Regions from separate parts of the Homo sapiens genome. Here region 1 is linked to region 2. Evidence: read pairs that join two places in POLR2A ChIA-PET (ENCODE). Cell type or tissue: endothelial cell of umbilical vein. All regions are shown on one strand.

Region 1 (5,000 bases), 64 kb before region 2:
TACTAAAAATACAAAAATTAGCCGGGCATGGTGACACGTGCCTGTAGTACCGGCTACTCGGGAGGCTGAGGCAGGAGAATCGCTTGAAACCGGGAGGCGGAGGTTGCAGTGAGCCAAGATCGTGCCACTGCACTCTAGCTTGGGCAACAGAGTGAGACTTCATCTCAAAAAAATAAAGAAATAAAATAAAATAAAGTTTTTTTCATAAGATTTCCTTATTATTTTTTAATATTTGTAGGATCTGTAATGTTGTTCTCCTGATATTGATAATGTATGTTTTTTCTTGATCAGTCTGACTTAAGATTTATCCATTGTATTGATCTTTTCACAGAACCAGCTTTTGATTGTGTTTATTTTTGTGTTTTTCATTTTCTATTTCTTTGAGATAGAAAGAAATCCTTATTGATTACTATATCTTGCATACAGAAGAGCATTTAGAACACGTGCGTACTTTTCAGAAGAAATATATAGCTAACACCTGGATAATCACCACTCAGGTTGAGAACTACGACTCTACCCCTTCCAGATGGCATCCTCCTACCTCTCTCCTGGATGTAACCTGTATCCCAAATTCGGGGGTAATTATTTTTAAGATTTTTGTTAGAGCTTCTGCTATCTATATTTGTATACACAGGCAATATATTGTTTAGTTTGAACTTTTCTTTTTTGAGCTTTGTAAAAACAGAATCATCCATATGAATTATTTTGTGACTTATTTCTTTTATTCACTACTATAGTTGTGAGATTCAGCCATGATGTTTATTTTCATTGCAGGATAGTGTTCTAGTTTGGGTATCACACAATTAAAAGTACCTACTCTTCTCTCTTTTAAGTTATTTATTTATTTTTTAGAGACAGGGTCTCACTCTGCTACCTAGGCTGGAGTGCAGTGGTGTGATCATAGCTCATTGCAGGCTTGAACTCCTGGGCTTAAGCAATCCTCCTGCCTCAGCCTCCTGAGTAGACAGTACTATAGGCATGTGCCACTGTGCTCAGCTATTCTTGTTTTTCATATAGAGATGGGGTCTCGTTATGTCACCTAGGCTGGTTTTGAACTCTTGGCCTCAAGCAGTCCTCCTGTCTTGGCCTCCTAAAGTGTGGGATTACAGGTATTAGCCACTGCACTCAGCCAGTATTTACTCTCTTGATGGTGTTTGGGTTGTTTCCGGTTTAAGGCTAGTATAGTTAATGATAATACTGCCATTATTTTACATGTTTGCTAGGAACATTTGCTGTGAGAGCTTTCCTATGTATATACCTAGGTTGTGGTGTCTGGGTTCTGGAGGTGTGAATAATTTATAGATAAGGCCAAATGTTGTTGGTTTGTAAAACATTTGTAGATGCTCCCTCCGTGCCACTTCTGCTTGTCAGACTTTTATTTGTTCCCATTCTGGTAGGTGTGTATTAGTATCTTATTGTGATTGAAACTTTCATTTCCTTGATTAGTAATGTAATTGATCCTCATTTCATATTTTATAGAGAACTTGAGTGACTTGTGTAAATCTTACACGGTGCCTGCGTAAGTCTTCAACTCATTTATTTCTTATGGTATGTGCCTTCCTCCTACTTATTCATAGCACTCTTTTCTTTTCTTTTCTATTCTATTCTATTCTTTTCTTTTTTTTTGAGACAGAGTCTTGCTCTGTCGCCCAGGGTAGAGTGCAGTGGGGAGATCTCAGCTCACTGCAGCCTCTGCCTCCTGGGTTGAAGCAATTCTCCTGCCTCAGCCTCCCGAGTAGCTGGGATTGCAGGCATGTGCCACCATACCCGGCTAATTTTTGTATTTTTAGTAGAGATGGGGTTTTGCCATGTCAGCCAGGCTGGTCTTGAACTCCTGGCCTCAGGTGATCCACCTCCCCCCCCTCCCCCGCCTTGGCCTCCCAAAGTACTGGGATGACAGGTGTGAACCACTGCGCCCGGCCCATAGTACTATTTTCTTTCTTTTTTTCGAGACAGTGTCTCACTTTGTTGCCCAGGAAATCATGGCTCACTGCAGCCTCAACCTCCTTGGGCTCAGGTGATCCTACTTCCTCATCAGCATCCTGAGTAGCTGGTACTACAGGCATGCACCACCACACCTAGCTAATATTTGTATTTTTTTGTAGAGATGGGGTTTTGCCGTGTTGCCTAGACTGGTCTCAAACTCCTGGGCTCAAGCGATCCACCTGCCTCAGTCTCCCAAAGTGTTAGGATTACAGGCATGAGACACCATGCCTAGTGGCACTATTTTCGGTAGAGTACATATTAATCAATGCTTTATTGCAAGCATACTGTCCCTTTGTTAGATTGTCTTTTTTTTTTTTTTTTTTTGAGATAGAGTCTTGCTTTGTCACCCAGGCTGGAGTGCAGTGGTGTGATCTTGGCTCACTGCAACCTCCACCTCCTGAGCAACCTCCACCTCCCGGGCTCAAGCGATTCTTCCGCCTCAGTCTCCCAAGTAGCTGGGATTAGAGGCATGCACCACCATGCCCAGCTAATTTTTTGTATTTTAGTAGAGATGGGATTTCACCATGTTTCCCAGGCTGGTCTCAAACTCCTGAGCTCAGGCAATACACCCACCTCGGCCTCCCAAAGTGCTGGGATTAGAGTCGTGAGCCACTGCGCCCAGTCTAGATTGTCTTTTCACTGTCTTTCTTGTGTCTCTTGTTGAACACAGATTCTTTATATTTAAATTGCGTTTCTTGTAGACATGATATAGTTGAATCTTGTGTGTTTAATCTCAACTGACAATCTGCCTTTTAATTGGTGTGTTTTTGTAATTATTGATATTGTTGGATGTAGGTCTACCATTTTATTATTTCTTTCTTCTTTGTCCCCCTTTTGCTGATTGTTGTTATTCTATTTTCCCATTCCTCTCTTCTTTGGAACATTTGAATATTTTCTTAAACTTTTTGTTTTGAGATCATTATACATTCTCATGCACTTGTAAGAAGTAATACAAAGAGATCGTAATGTACCCTTTATCCAATTCCCCCCATTGGTAGGTAACATCTTGCAGAACTGTAGTACAGTATCCCAACCAGGATATTGACATCTATACAGATCAAATATGGAACATTTCTGTCACTGCAAGGATCCCTCATGTCACTCTTTTTATTATTTATTTATTTATTTTTGAGATGGATTCTCGCTCTGTGGCCCAGGCTGGAGTGCAATGGTGCGATCTGGTCTCACTGCAACCTCTGCCTCCTGGGTTCAAGCAATTCTCCTGTCTCAGCCTCCCGAGTAGCTGGGATTACAGGCACCCGCCACCACCTGGCTAAGTTTTGTATTTTAGTAGAGATGGGGTTTCACCATGTTGGCCAGGCTGGTCTCGAACTCCTGACCTCAAGTGATCTGCCCAACTTGGCCTCCCAAAGTGCTGGGATTACAGGCGCGAGCCACCACACCTGACCGTCACTCTTTTATAGTCATACCGATTTTCTCCCAGCCCATCTCCTCTTATAGCCTGGTAACTACTAATATGTTCTCTGTTTCTATAATTTTGTCATTTGAAAAATGTTATATAATGGAATCATACTGTATGTAACCTTAAGGGATTAGTTCTTTTTCACTCAGCATAATCCTCCAGAGATTCGTTCAGGTTGTTGTATGTATCAAGCTTGATTCTTTTTATTGCTGAGTAGCATTCCATGGTATGCATGTTTGTTTAACCGTTCACCTGTTGAAGGACATCTAGGTTGTATCCAGTGTTGGGCTATTACGAATAAATTTGCTACAAACATTTCTCTGTAGGTTTTTGTAATAAGTTTTTATTTCCCTGGGATGAATTTCCAGTAGTGCAATTATAATTTAAATATTATATTTTAAACATACCTCTTTACTGTTTGTCACTGTCTCCTTGTTTTTAAATTAAATTTTTATGTATGTATGTATTTATTTTTATTTATTTATTTTTTTTTTTTTTGAGAGCGAGTCTCGCTCTGTCGCCCAGGCTGGAGTGCAGTGGCACAATCTTGGCTCACTGCAAGCTCCACCATCCTGGTTCAAGCGATTCTCCTGCCCCAGCCTCCCAAGTAGCTGGGACTACACATGCACACTGCCATACCCAGCTAATTTTTGTATTTTTAGTAGAGACGGGGTTTCACCATGTTGGCCAGGCTGGTCTCGAACTCCTGACCTCAAGTGATCCACCCGCCTCAGCCTCCCAAAGTGCTGGGATTCCAGGCATGAGCCACCACACCTGGCCTATCTATCTATCTATCTATCTATCTATCTATCTATCTATCTATCTATCTATCATCTATCTTTATCTATCTATCTATCTATCTATCTATCTATCTATCTATCTATCTATCTATCTAATCTATCTGAGATGGTGTCTCGCTCTGTTGCCCAGGCTGGAGTGCAGTGGTGCAATCTTGGCTCACTGCAACCTCTGCCTCCTAGGTTCAAGCGTTTCTCCTTTCTCAGCCTCCCGAGTAGCTGGGACTACAGGCACACACCACCACGCCCAGCTAAGTTTTGTATTTTTAGTATACACGAGGTTTCACCATATTGGTCAGGCTGATCTTGAATTCTGACCTCAGGTGATCCACCCACCTCAGCCTCCCAAAGTGCTGGGATTACAGGCGTGAACCACTGTGTCCTGCCCTATTTATTTATTTATTTATTTATTTATTTAGAGACGGAGTCTCGCTCTGTCACCCAGGCTGGAGTGCAGTGGCGTGATGCGATCTCAGCTCACTGCAAACTCCGCCTTCCGGGTTCACACCATTCTCCAGCCTCAGCCTCCCGAGTAGCTGGGACTACAGCCACCCACCACAATGCCCAGCTAATTTTTTTTTTTTTTTTTGTATTTTTAGTAGAGACGGGGTTTCACCATGTTAGCCAGGATGGTCTCCATCTCCTGACCTCGTGATCCGCCCGCCTCAGCCTCTCAAAGTGCTGGGATTACAAGCATGAGCCACCGTGCCTGGCCTATTTATTTATTTTTTAAGATGGGGTCTCACTATGTTGCCCAGGCTGATCTTGAGCTCCTGGGCACAAGCAATCCTCTT
Region 2 (5,000 bases):
AGGTGTGAGTCACCATGCCCGGCTGCTCCTACTATGCTTTTCTGAACTTTGGTTTTTTTCACTTAGACAAAAGTATCCCAGACATTCTTACATATGAGTCAATTTTTATCATAACAGTTCCAGAGTATGGATGTGGCAATTTATTTAACTATTCTATAGTCCTCCTCATCCATGTGAAGTTTGTTTACCAATCAGGGGTCATTTTTATCATAAGCAATGCCACCTGGTAGTATAGCTATCATTCTACCATTATTGGATTCTCAGGAACATGGGACACTTAGGGCTTTCTCCTTCTACTTTTTGCTAGTATGAATAGAACTGCTTTGGAAATCTTTGTGGACATATAAATATTTCACTAGGATGGAGTCCTATCAATGCAACTGCTGATTAAAATAAGAAAAAGATATTTAATAAGTACAGCCAAATTACCTCTCAACCAGCCAGTACTCTCATCCACAGTGGCTCTTATCTATCTTTTCAAAGTTTACCACTCTTACAGATAAATGACAGCAGGTATGTGAGTTTTAGTGAGGATTATAATCTTTTTGTATGTTTCTAGGCCACTAATATTTCTGTTACTATGAGTCTTCATTCTGTTGGGTTGTCTTGTCTTATTGATATATTAAAGGTCTAGGGTAAAATTCTAGAAAGGGCATTACTGTGTTAAGGGTATTTGCATTGTAAATGTTGATATATGTAAACCAACTGTTCCACCACAAAATGCTGTATACAGTTTATAACTTCTTTGGTGTTTTTTCTACATACTTGACTGTACTATTATCAACCTTTTTAATGTTTAAGAATATGAAGTATGATACATGGTATACTATTCTACATACATTTCATATTCTTTCAGCTATATATTAGGTGTGATCTTCAATGATTTGTTAGAATTTTAGTGTATAAAAGAAGGCAGCCCATTGTTATGTATACTTCAAATATTTTTCTCACTTTGATATGGATGTTTGATAATTTTTAAGATTTTCATTGTGCTTAGAAATTTCTAACGTCGGGGCCAGGTGCGGTGGCTCATGCCTGTAATCCCAGCACTTTGAGAGGCCAAGGCGGGTGGACCACTTGAGGTCAGGAGTTTGACACCAGACTGGCCAACATGGTGAAACCTCATCTCTACTAAAAATACAAAAATTAGCTGGGCGTGGTGGCAGGCACCTGTAATCCCAGCTACTTGGGAGGCTGAGCGGGAGAATCGCTTGAACCCGAGAAGTGGAGGTTGCGGTGAGCCGACTGTGCCACTGCACTCCAGCCTGGGTGACACAGCGAAACTCCATCTCAAAAAACAAACAAACAAACAAACAAACAAAAAACAAAAACCCCAAAACAGAAAAGCATAGGAGGAGCATATTTTCATTAAAAACAACCCATGCAAAATGTTGTGGTTTTGTATATATAAAAAAAAAAAAAAAAAAAAAACTCTGAAAGGCAAACAGTAGAAGGGCTGAGACTGGGTTCATTTGTTGGAATGCAACAGAAAGGGAGGAATGAAAATCAGCCCTGTTTTCATGGCTTGAAAACTGGGGAAAGTAAACATCTTTTCAAATGGCATCACACTTTTTTCTCATAAATTGCTTGCCTTATCTTTTTGACTATATGTCCACCACATTTTTCATCTTCTTTCATCCTTTTTCATTTTCTATATATGAATCCTTTGCATATCATATGCATTGCATGTATTTTCTCTCAGCCTCAAATATGTCTTTTGATTCTACGGGTTTTAACATTTTAATACAGTTTAATCTGACAATCTTTCTCGTTATGGTTTCTAGGTTTCCCATCTTCATTAAAAATGTTTCTTCTGATTTCCCATCGTGCTGAAGTGGGTGGCATGGCAGAGAAGGATGACATTGGAGTTTGACAAGGAGGTAGCTTTTGGAATTCTCCGCTTTATCAGTACTTACAGGATCCGGGACACACAGACTTTGAAATATGTTCTTTGTCACCAAAAACAGAAAAATGCGCCACGGAGGGACAACAAAAGCCTCCTACAAGAGTCCTACCAAAATACCTGGGATACAGTAATCACTCGGTGAACATAAACTCCACTTACTGGCATGCTCAGGGAATGGGTTATTAAGCAACGCATTCTGTTAAAAGTGGCTAAAACCACCAGAAGTTGGGTTTTTTCTCAGCGCAGTAAGAAAGATGACTTACTTCACAAGTTGGATATTGGATTCCGACTCAACTCATTACATACCATCCTGCAACAGGAAGTCCTGTTTCAAGAGGATGTGGAGCTCACTGAGCTACTTGATTCCAGTATCCTGTAAGCAGGACAACCTCAACAACAGGAAAGTGGACACCTTCCAACACTTTGCTCCCTGGCAACCCCTAATATTTGGGATGTCTCAATGCTATTTGCCTTCATTAGTTTGCTCGTTATGCTTCCTGCTTGGTGGATGTTATCTTCCTGGCTGGTATGGGGAGTGATTCTATTTGTTTATTTGGTCATAAGAGCTTTGAGAGTATGGAGGACAGCTAAACTACAAGTGACCTGAAAAAAATACAATGTTCACTTGGAAGATATGGCAGCAAATAGCTGAGCTTTTACTAACCTTGTAAGAAAAGCTTTACATCTCATTCAAGAAACTGAAGTGATTTCCAGAGGATTTATACTTTTGCTTGACAGGGTCAGTGCTTTATCCCATTTAATAAATGAGATAATTTATTAAATGATTAATAATAAATTATTAAATTTATAATAATTAATAAATTATACTTTATATTTATAAAATATATAATAATTTAATAATACATTATTAAATTATTATTAAATGATAAATGATTATTTATCCCATTTAATAAAGCTGGATGGCATCCCACTCAGTACCTCATCAGTCTCTGGAAAGCTGTCTACAGAACTTCCAAGCAGCAAGGCTATCTATCCTATAGATGCTGAAAAACTACCCCCTGAACTCTGAAAGTGACAATGCAACCAGCTATATCTGTGTCGTGCCTTTTAAGGAGCTGGGCCTTGGACTTAGTGAAGAGTAGATTTCAGAAGAGGAAGCACCTAACTTTACAGATGACTTTAGCCTGCCTACATTGAAGGTTTTGTTCCAACTCTGGATGGCAGCGTTCAGAATTCTACAGATGGTTAGTCTTATTACTTCCTACAGCCAATTCACCTCCTGGGCCCTTACTTACTTCAGCACTTTTGCCTCATCATATGTTATCTGATTTGACTCAAGGTCTACCTCATGCTTACTATGCCTGTTTGGAAGAGCTTAAGAGCAACTCTGAATTCTATCAGTACTTTGAAACTCAGCACCAGTCAGTACCAGTGTTTATCCAAAACTCAACAGAAGTCAAAAGAACTGAATAACGTTCACACAGCAGTGTACAACTTGCAGCTCCATGTGAAAGCATTACTGAATAAGGTAATAATTCTCGAAGATAAATTTGAAAAGCTTTTTTGTATTAAAGAAACAAGAACAGTGTCAGAGGCTTATCAAATCCTAGAACAGAAATTAAAGTTGATTCAGCCCCATGTTTAAACTAGCAACAATTGCTGGGAAGAGGCCATTTCTCAGGTGGACAAACTGCTATGAAGAAATACAGATTTAAAAAAGGCAAGCCTGAGGTAGTGTGTGAAAACCCATACTGTACAGTGGTAACTTTGATGCAGCCTACTCTACACATTGCCGACAAAGATCCACTCCCTGAGGAGGATGAATAGGACTTAGAAGCTTATGTAGATGATATAGATATTGACAGTGATTGCAGAAAGGATGATTTTTATTACTTGTCTCAGGAAGACAAAGAAAGACAGAAGCACGAGCATGAAGAATCCAAGAGGGTGCTCTAAGAATTAAAATCTGTGCTGGGATTTAAAGCTTCAGAGGCAGAAAGGCAGAAGTGGTTATAACTTCTACTTAGTGATCATGCTGTGTTGAAATCCTTGTCTCCTGTAAACCTAGTGGAACCCACAAGTAATTCAGAACCATCAATGAATTCAGATACAGGAAAATTCAGTAAAAATGATACTGAAGAGGAAAATAGTAAACACTCCACAAGTGACAATGAAGTAAGTAAGACTGAGTATTTATGTGAAGACTCTCTAGAGCAGGGGTGTCCAATCTTTTGGCTTCCCTGGGCCATACTGGAAGAAGAACTGTCTTGGGCCACACATAAAATACACTAACACTAATGACAGCTGATAAGCTAAAAAAAATAAAAATAAAAAAAAACTACAATAAAATGTCATAATGTTTTTTATTGTTGTTTGTTTTTGTTTTTTTGAGACAGAATCTCGCTCTGTCACCCAGGCTGGAGTGCAGTGGCGCGATCTCAGCTCACTGCAACCTCTGCCTCCTGGGTTCAAGCAATTCTGCCTCAGCCTCCCGAGTAGCTGGGATTACAGGCACGCACCACCACGCCCAGCTAATTTTTGTATTTTTAGTAGAGACGGGGTTTCACCATGTTGGTCAGGCTGGTCTCAAACTCCTGACCTTGTGATCCGCCTGCCTCGGCCTCCCAAAGTGCTGGGATTACAGGCATGAGCCACCGCGCCCAGCCAAAAATCTCATAATGTTTAAAGAAAGTTTACGAATTGTGTTGGGCTGCATTCAAAGCTGTCCTCGGCTGCATGTGGCCCGGGGCCATGGGTTGGACAAGCTTGATCTAGAGGGTAAAAATAAAGACAATTCTGCAAATGAAGTCTTCCTCCAAGGAGAGAAGACAGAATGTGTTACCAATGTGAGGGCGAAGATGAATCTCAAGCAGATGGAGGCGTTCTGGCCACTACCCCTCCATCTCCCAGGGAGTCCTTACAGACTTCCATTCAGCAGAGGCTGGCACAGCTACAGCTGTCACTGAATTTTACCTTCACTGATGGCTTTGCTGTAGAAGTGGCTGCTAGATCTCTCTCCTTTACCACCATGCAGGAAGATAATTTTTGTGATGAGGAGGAAGAACAAATGAGGTAGAAGAAAAGTAAGAACCAAGATTCACATGAAGTGATTTTAGGTTGTTTCTTTTGTGAA

The links. Peaks named below come from ENCODE experiments on the same cell type or tissue, not always from the same donor. Only the 100,000 strongest peaks of a DNase experiment are listed, where the experiment ranks them.
Region 1: POLR2A ChIA-PET joins it to region 2 with 6 read pairs; 4 of 35 experiments call an interaction of 5 or more read pairs at or near these places.

Annotation. Positions count from the first base shown.
Region 1 is chrX:46,518,515-46,523,514 of GRCh38, reverse strand. All of the region lies in intron 5 of ZNF674 (zinc finger protein 674), which reads left to right. Among named protein-coding and RNA genes, the nearest start is that of ZNF674, 24 kb to the left of the region's middle. In endothelial cell of umbilical vein, no CTCF peak of the experiment used is centred here; no DNase peak of the experiment used is centred here.
Region 2 is chrX:46,454,055-46,459,054 of GRCh38, reverse strand. The region is part of intron 3 of KRABD4 (KRAB domain containing 4); the gene reads right to left. It also overlaps the pseudogene VEZTP1. Among named protein-coding and RNA genes, the nearest start is that of KRABD4, 9.3 kb to the right of the region's middle. In endothelial cell of umbilical vein, no CTCF peak of the experiment used is centred here; a DNase peak (open chromatin) is centred at 2,334; H3K27ac peaks cover 924 bases.